Regions from separate parts of the Mus musculus genome. Here region 1 is linked to region 2. A link is a contact called in ENCODE Hi-C or POLR2A ChIA-PET data. All regions are on one chromosome and are shown on one strand. The core of a region is the stretch at or near the end of the contact, and the rest is flanking DNA. Distances in the headings are between cores, read along the strand shown. Region 1 has its middle 87 kb from the start of Gm41533. Region 2 holds the start of Rgmb (repulsive guidance molecule family member B).

The links. Hi-C counts contacts between places; a loop is a spot of excess contacts on that map. ChIA-PET counts read pairs that join two places held with the same protein, here RNA polymerase II (POLR2A).
Region 1: a loop to region 2 is called in a map of left cerebral cortex, with 2.0 times the contacts of the local background. The contact joins the enhancer-like site here to the promoter of Rgmb in region 2. A Hi-C loop is called at or near these places in 1 of 37 maps with a recorded cell type or tissue (left cerebral cortex). POLR2A ChIA-PET finds 5 or more read pairs at or near these places in 1 of 5 experiments (embryonic stem cell).

What each region holds. Positions count from the first base shown.
Region 1 is chr17:15,992,634-15,997,219 of GRCm38, forward strand. No RefSeq gene overlaps it. Among named protein-coding and RNA genes, the nearest start is that of Gm41533, 87 kb to the left of the region's middle. Within about 2 kb of position 1,298, at least 1 of the 3 ENCODE cell types and tissues checked has a DNase peak (open chromatin) inside an H3K27ac peak, as active enhancers do.
Region 2 is chr17:15,828,113-15,832,579 of GRCm38, forward strand. Rgmb (repulsive guidance molecule family member B) reads right to left here and starts at 2,953. Exons shown (of 5, transcript NM_001372257.1): 1 at 2,509-2,953; 2 at 1,508-1,583. The coding sequence starts at 1,512.

The DNA of each region.
Region 1 (4,586 bases), core at 48-2,547, 160 kb after region 2:
AGATTTTAGGTGGAGAACTTAAAATCATAACATTTTCCATAACGTTTTCAAACACTTATTTTTTTGAAAGGCTTTTCAGCACATGCACTGCAAACAATAAAACTCAGTCTATGCATTATTCTATTTAGTTTTCCAATGATGTTTCAAAGGAATTTAGCCTTTAAGTCTACAGATCAGTACTCAAAGGAGATTGTCAGCTTTATACAATCTAGATCACCTGTGAAGGCAGTCTCAATGAGGGTTTGTCTAGATCAGGTTGGCCTGTGGGCGTGTGTGTGTGTGTGTGTGTGTGTGTGTGTGTGTGTGTGTGTGTAGTGGGCTACCTTGGTTAAATGAATTGAAGTGGGAAGAACCATCATGAATGTGGGCATCATTTCATGAGCTGGGTCCTGGACTCCGTAAGACGGGAACAGGCAAGCTGAGTACTAGCATGTATGGTCTCATCTCTCTGCTGGACTGCAGATGTGACTGGCCTCTTCAAGTTTCTGCCCCTTTAACTTTCTCGCAACGATATAATATGACCAGGATTGTAAGCTAAAATAAACCCTTTCATCCTAAGTTGGTTCTGTCAGGGCATTTATCATAGCTATTGGAAACGAAACAAGTATTTGATCACTATAGTAATTAAAAATAAGCCAAACTAAAAAATCTTCTGAGCTCTACTTTCAGGTTAAGGAAGACTTCATACTATTGAAAATGTGGACTTTTTCTATAAGTAAGTAAAGCCACAGCATCTTTCACCTTATTTTCTATAAAAACATGTAATAGTCCATTGAAAGGATATAAAAAAGGCAAGATTCACAATCTCTTTCTATCGGATAGGACTGTTCTATGTGTTGGAGGCTTACTAATAGCTTTACTCTTAACCCATATAAGGAAAAGAAAACTCCACAGCTCAGATAGAACTCAGACAGATCTGCTTTCAGCATGTCACTAAACCAGTGTGTAGAAACAAGTAATTAAAAGGACACAAAGCCCTTAATCAATTGCGCACCAGTTATCTTTGATTGCTCTTGCAAAGGACAAATTATGCACAAACTGCTTGCAAGCCTGGAGAAAAAAAAGGTTCCATTATCTTCTTTCTGAAATCACTTCTCTGCAAAGACAAGGACATCCCTATTGCAGACCTCTTGGTTTAATTAAAAGGACACAAACATCAGCTGATGTTGCAGCATATCAAATGTTTCCCTGTCAGTGAGACAGAGTGAATGGAGGAGCGGGGGAGGTTGGCTGGAAGAATTTCTTTTTCATAATGACTGGCCCCTTTCACTTTGACCATCTGTTTTCTCATGGTGAAAAGCCCCATTGCTGGTATCCTGGCATAGCTTTGCATGCCTTTGTGCTTGTGGGACATTCAATCTTGCGTCTGATACATGCTGATCTGTGACACTTCCTAACAAATAAGGCTTTGTTCAAACAAAGAGACTCCCTGATAGGAACTGTAAACTTGGAGCTTGATATCCTAAAGGAAACCCAGGCCATGGGTGAGCTGGCACAGGAAATTCTCTTCAAGGCAGCAGAGCTAGAAGAGGTCACACCCCTGTGCACACTTGCGTTCTTTCAGATCTTCCCAGACCGCCTGCTTTAGACAGGGCAGCTCCAGAGCACAGCTGCATAGGGCTCAGGGAAGAATGCGAGCCATATTCATTACAGGCTGAAGCTAGCTCTTTACAATCATGGCATTTATTTGTGGAGGGTCTTCATTCTGAAATGTGCCCCCACAATCGTTAACCCTTGCAAATCAGTAACCTCATGAGGCCCAAATTTAATCGTGTTCAATAGAACTATTTTAGGACTAATACATTTTTTTTTTTTTTTGGGCATTTTCCTCATCACTAGTTTTCTCTCTGTTTCTATCTTCTTCAACTTTTCTTTCTACTAATTATTTTTAGGTTGGTTTGGGGTTTCCAACTACAAAGTCATCCATCTTTTTTACTGTGATATTTCTTCCTTCCTTCCTTCCTTCCTTCCTTCCTTCCTTCCATCCTTCCTTCCCTCCCTCCCTCCCTCCCTCCCTCCCTCCCTCCCTCCCTCCCTCCCTCCCTCCCTCCCTTCCTCCTCTCTCTCTCTTCCCTCCCTCCCTCTCTCTCCTCTCTCTCTCCTCTTTCTTTCTTTCTTTCTTTCTTTCTCCCATTCTTTCATTCAATATTTGTTCACTGTCTATGGGTATTTGCCTACACGTGTCTCTGTGTACCATGTGTGCACCTGATGCCCAGGGAGGTCAGAAGTCACATCAGATTCCCTAGGACTGGCAATACACAGTTGTGAGCTGCCACAGGAGAAGGAAGGTTTGAGCTTGGTTCTCTCAGTGAGCAGCCAGAGCTCTTAACTGCTGAGCCCTCCCTCCAGCAGTATTATGTGCTATTCCTAGGGCTCCTTACATCTTAGACTTAAGTTAGGGAGAGAAAAATCTATAGTGAGCTGGAAAGGATTGTGGGTTGAGGGAGGTGGTAGAGCAAGCCCCAGCCTAGGAAAAGCAATACTTACTATTGCGGGTTATTATTTAAAGTCACGTTTGAATGTAAGCATCCTTAGAACGTTAAAAAAAATGTACCATTTTCTTTCCTTGGCAAACTCCTCCATATTCACTCAGAGGGTCTTCCATGTCAGCTCTTTGTTCTGGTTTAGGAAAACCAAGTGCTTCTTCCTTGTGTTCCCTCAACATTTTAAGTCAAAACTTGCAAGTAGCATACTACGGAGCCTTTTGTTTTTATAGATATCTCTCCTGTGAGTCATAAGACAGGGATTGCGTATTTATTTGTTAATTTATTATTCATCTTTGTATCTGTCCCACACTTTGAGAAGAACCTGGCCTATACAGGCTCCCACTGATATTATGCTGAATAAGTAGAACTTACTGATTAACTACTAGCACAATTTGGGAGGGAAGAAATAAAGAAATAAGGCAGAAGAGACAAAGCTGATTTAACTTACATCTGTCAAACTTTTCGGGGCTGCATTACACATATTTTGCTTTCTGATTCTTCCCATTCCAATGTTTGGGAGTGTTTGATTCAGGCTTTTTTTTTTTTTTTCTTTTGACTCAGTTTCTCAGATTGCTGAATCAGCACTTTTTGAGTACACAGAAAACACAAGTGATTTCAAAATCTTTGATCATAACTAAATCATTAAAGTTTTTTGTTTTTGTTTTTTTTGTTTTTTTTTGTTTTTGTTTTTTTTGTTTTTTTTTTGTTTGTTTGTTTTTTTGTTTTTTGGTCTAGTATGGTCCCATAGTTGCAGAAAAAAAAACCACATTTGTCTAGCGAACAGTTCATGAAAACATTTCAGGTAGGATACTGAGCTGCAGAAGGGTCAGTTACTTAGAAAGACTTTCAATCTCACTTTTCAACAGGGACCATTGTCTAAACCATTCTCTAATTCTTCTGAACCTTGACTCCTCCAGCTATGGACTGAGAATACTAACAGGTCTCAATGGGGTTTTATGAGGATTAACTAAATACGATTTTAAAACGTTTTTTTGGAATACAATGAGCTACATGAAATAATTAGTATTCATAATTTTGAGAGCAGCTAGGATTTGAAAGGGTAATGGTGTGTGGAAAGCTGCTATTGTGTTGCATTTTTTTAAGGGAATGGGGCAAAGTCTCGTTCATGTCTAATCCCTTCCCCTCACGACTGATGAAAGTCTAATAAAATATTGATTAATTGGAGTTTGGTAGCACATTGAAATTGTTTAGAAAACAAATGCTGGGATGAATAGTGATCATTAAGCAAGCAGGGGTGTCCAACCTTTTCATATGTGACACAACACTGTCACTTATAAAGCTCATACTTAAGAACTGCACAATTAAGTTCCAATAAGTAAATAAATAAATACAATAAACGAAACACAAAATCTCATGTCTTAAGTGAGTTTATGTTTTCTGTGTTGGGCCACATGCACAGTAATACAGGGGCTCAGATGACCTTGGGCTCTGGGGTGAGGTAGGGAACCTGGTTTGTTTCTGAGTCTGGGGGATAAATGACCTTGACACCCCCCCCCCCCCCCCCCCGTGATGCTGAATCTACTTGAATGCTGTATCAAACGCATATAAAACACAGGAAAGGCCTATGGAGGCAGCTTCTTTAGGTTTTCCCATCTCGCCTAAGCAAAAGCAAGAAATAGCTGTATTTATATGTGACTCTCAAGTCATTTGACTTTGGAGTCAACACTGCTGGAGAACAGTGAGTACAAGGAACTGATTTAGATTTTGGGTTTCAACCTTTTGGAAATCCAGAAACAGTTTAAAAGGAATCTTGATGGTGCACATCACAGAATCATATTTTACTGTCCCAGGGGAGTAGGAACAGTAAGACTGTAATGCTGGTGGGTAGGTGGGTATGCTTATGTTTGCATCAACTGCTGCTATGAATACAGTGCTGACTTTTCTCTGTGTTGTGTTACGACACTAAATGCCCTCAGCATCCCCAGCTGAGAAGATAAAGAAGAGAGGGGTTAATCAGACAGGGCCATCATCCTACCACACCCAAGGCCCTCTACTGCAGCCTTATGCGCTAATTGGGGATATCAGGTTTCCCCCAAATCTGTTTAACTCTAGAGAGCAAGGATTTTCTTTTCTTCCTTT
Region 2 (4,467 bases), core at 1,703-4,202:
TTTTACCATCTTGCAGTTACTACATATAATAGACGAAACACAGTTCAGAAAATATTAATAAGCATCTTTCTTTTAAAGAGTGATCACATGATGCTCTTCTTAAAAGTTCTTTTAGCTTGGAGCTGTAGAGATGGTTGAGTGGTTAAGAGCAGTGGCTGCTCTCCCAAAAGACCTTAGGTTCACTTCTCAATGCCCACCGGCAACTCACGATAGTCTGTAACTCCAGTTCCAGGGGATTCGAGACCCCTTCACGTTCACAGGCACCAAACACACACATGGTGCACAGACACACATGCAGGCAAAATGTTCTTATACAAAGATTTTAAGTGCTTTTAGATAGCTGATTAACAGCAAAGTGTAGAGTTTTCTTACCTCAATATTTAATTATATCCCCAAAGGTACATTAGGCTATCATTACATCTCATATAAACAAAAGGTTAAAGATCAGTACATTCAATTTGGAGTCTTTCTGCTGATGACTTCGCTTTTTCTGCACTATCTTGTGTGTATATATGTATGTATATATATATATATATATATATATATATATTTTAAATACAAGGGGGTCTAGATATTCTTATCAGTAGAGGGCACCCTCGAGTTGCTTCAAATCCTGATATCAAGGAAAAAAAACTGGGGTGGTGGTGGTGGGGGAGGAGAATCATCTTTAAGGTGTTTTACTGCACCTCTGTTGTAAAATTTGACAAGCTTAAGACATGTATGCCTAACAATTCACTTTTTATTACAGCGAAGTGTTCAGCTGCTAGAGGAAAATGCTATTTTTTTTAAAAATAAAGTACAAGGTGGTTCCTATTTTCATGACATCGGGTTCATTGATACAGTCTGGGGTGAATCTGGATGTTAGTTAGCAAGATTTGAAATCAGCTTGGAAACCAAGAGCATGTTGAATGGCTGGTTATAGGGTGGCCACTCGTCAAAGCTCCCATGCATCAGGTTAAAGCAGAATTTGGGACGGGACAAAGAAAAACCCAGGGAGGAAGCTAGAACAAATGTGAGGATTATAAAAGTTTTACATTTTAATTAGGAAAAAAAGTGAGATGACTGGAAACTTGAGCAACCCCCAAATCCACCTTGTGTCTTGCCATCTGCATTCTTTCTCTCTTCCCCTTTGTTTTCGAGGAGTGGTGAGAACAGAACAGTGCATCTAAGAGACCCAGCAAAGCATACTACACCATGGGCATGCAATTGGGTAATTAAAACGGATGCCAGAAACGTTAATAGATTCTAAACATGATGCAGTTTCATTTCCCAAATCCTTACATAGTGTCTTAACTGTTCCCCAGGTACTGTATCTCCAAACCCAGAAACCTAACATGAGGGTCTCTGCTTAACAGCTCACCCAGGACAGAGAAGTCTGCAATAAGCTATTTGTGTAACCCATTCCGGAGTAAGGGCTCCCCTGCTGCTCGTTGCTCCACAGTGTTTGAAAATAAGGGGCTGGAATAGCCCAGAGTCCAGCAGCATGTAGCGCCTGGCTTGTACTTACATCATTGTTAACCCTTCTGCACCTGGAAGGGGCTCAGCGGGATCAGGATGCCCCCGAGCTCCGGAACACGCAGGACCTAGGTGTAAGAGAAGAGCCCCAGGGCTCCGTGTGAGCGCTGAGCCCCTGGAGAAAGAGAGAGAGACCACGGAGAGTGCAAGGGGTTGCATCCCCGGCCCCTTGATCCCTAACAGACTCCAGTAGGGCTCGCTTCTGGCTCTCAGGGCTAGAAGCGGCAGGTGCAAAAAGCATTTGGGAGCCGCTTGCCAGTGCTTGGAGGTAATGTGCTTCCTGTCCATTTATCTCAGGAAACCAGCACAGCCTTCCCTTCGAAACAAAATTAACCTCTCATTAGCCAGCCACTCACTCCCAAGAAGGCCTTAAAAGCTTTACCCTCTCACTAATGTATTTAGGCTTTTCTTCCAGGCAAACGAAGCCGAGGCTGTACTAACATCAGCCCCAGGGGTTCCTATGGGCTCCCTCAGGAGCCAGCCAGCCTTTCACCAGTCTAGTTTGGGAAATTGGCCAACACAGGATCCCAGTTTGTAGAAGCAGTCCGACCCAACACCCCTGAACGAACTTCACACCACCCCCGCCCCCACGATAAGTTTGTCTCTGTTTTCTTGGGCTCCTCTCACATTAAAGCTTCAGCTCCATTACCCCCGAGGAATGGGGAAGGGAATGGGGAAACTTCAGTGGCCAGCTGTTCCCAGGTCATAGGAGGCGACTGTCCCTTAGGGGAAGCGTCTACGGAAAGCTGGGGGTTGGGGAGCAGCCTTCCTTAGACTCTAGTCGGTTCCAGGCATTGCAAATTAAACGTGGCCAGGAGCTTTTGGAACGCCAGGGCTTTCTCACCCTGGACCCCACAGCCCGGAGCCTGGCAGATTTATACCACACAGGTGGACCAAGACCTAAACAAAACAGTCCCGGCCGCTGCCTGCTATTCGCCCCCCCCCCACCGTCCTCCGGGCCCACCGCAAACTTCAACAAAATAAACAACTCACCACAGGCATTCCCTTGTCTGCAGCGCGACGCTTGCCAGCTGGGAAAATAAGCCGCAAGCCACGCGGCCGGGGCGCAGGAGGGAGGCCACGCCGCGCCCGCCACTCTGCCCCAGGTGGGCGGCAGGCGGGCGGCTCCACCCGGGGGCCGCTCTCCAGATGCCGGTTCCCGAGTGAGCTCCGGGGCAGTGCTTGCACCCTGCCAGCCAGCGGGGCCTCTCTGTCACCTAGGCGGAGAGGGCGGGGAGACAGGTCCCTCTCCCCAACTTCCTCCAAACTGTTCTCTTCCCACCCCTGCCCCACGGCCACAGAGGCAGACAACCTCTGCAGCGCCGGTCCCCAGTCCACCGCTCTACCCTACTGTCCTGCTGGAGACCCGACGGCAGGGAGCGTGGTACGCCTCTCCCCGTTTCCAGGTCCTGCTCTCTCCTCTCCCGCGGTCCTACACACCGGCTTGCACAAAGGCGCCTTTCACGCCGCCAGCGCCGCCCTCTGCGCCGCCCTCCGGGCCCGCAGCGCTGCCTTTACCCACCCGGCTCATCACGGTCCTGCTGCGGGCTCTGCCTGTTGTCAGCCGGACGCGTGCGGTGTTCGCACTCCGCGCCGCCACGACGGCAACAGACCCCCCTCCCCTCGATTTTTCTCCTCGCTTTTTATAGCTGTCCATCAGTGCCCTCAAAAGCACGTCCCTCCAACTATCCTCTAGGGTCTTCCTACTGCGTGTAACTGTGAAGGAGGTGACAGGGATGGTCCTCTGGACGTGTGCGAGCACAAGAGGGTTATCGTTCCTGTCCACCTGAGGTGCCAATATGACTTGGCTTCACGTCGAGAGAAAGGGTAGAAAGAAACCCCTTAGACCCAAATGAGAAAGTGTATTGTAAAAGAACTGGCTCAGGAAATGTTTCAGGACGACGTCCTTTGCATCCCGTGGAAGGAGATGGGGGAGGGGAGATCGAGCTATGTTCTCCAGGGTGATTCTTTTTTTTTTTTTTTTAATAATACAAAGTAAATTATGATTTTATTGTGAAATTCTCATAGATGGAAAATTAAATTGAATATTTATTCTGTCCATTTTTCAATTTACAATAATCTTACCACTTATTTTTGTACCATGTATTTCAATTGTCTGTTTAGTGAAAAATAAACCTGTAATTTCTGGCTTATTTTTAGTTTAATATTTTATCATTAAAGACCTCCAGGGTGATTCTTGAGCTTCATAGATAGTTAGCGGCAGCTCACTCATTCTAGAACAAGAGTGCGGTTTTGTTTTGTTTTCTTTAGTTAAGACAAAACTCTAAGCATCTGGGCTCAGGTAGTTAGTTAATCCTTATCCTCCCCAGATCGCCTTCTCTCCACTAACCTTTACCTGCAGTTTCTCCATCTAACGGTAGGGGCAGCATAGGGTAGTATAAAAAAGGGCGGGACTTCGAGGGTTTAACTTCTGAACCTTGGGTTCACTATCAAGAAAAATGTGGAAGGTTGAGGACTCAGAACTCCCAGGTTCAGAAATTCAATAACAAAAGACCCCTCGTCATATTCCCTGTCTGGATTTTTGCATTTCATTTTCCGTTATCTTCTCTAAATACCAATCAAATTGGGGAGAAAACCAAACCAAACCAAACCAAACCAAACCAAACAAAAATACCTTGAGTCCGTTTAAGGTGTCTGTAAGATACACTGGAACCTGCTCTATTTGGTATTGAGAACAACAACAACAACAACAACAACAACAACAACAACAAAAGGTGGCGGTGGTGGTGTTGGGCTCAGTTAGTGGTCCTACAGAAACAGGAATTTTAATGTCCCCACTTGTTTTGCCTTTGAAAAGCCACTTGAGCAATCAGCCCAGCAGAGCTTTAATTTAGAAACTAAAGCCTAGTCTCCTGTGTTTTTCCTTCTCCTTCTACCAACACAAAGACAAGCTGCTGCATAGCATAATGTTGAAAACGAGTTCAAAGGAAA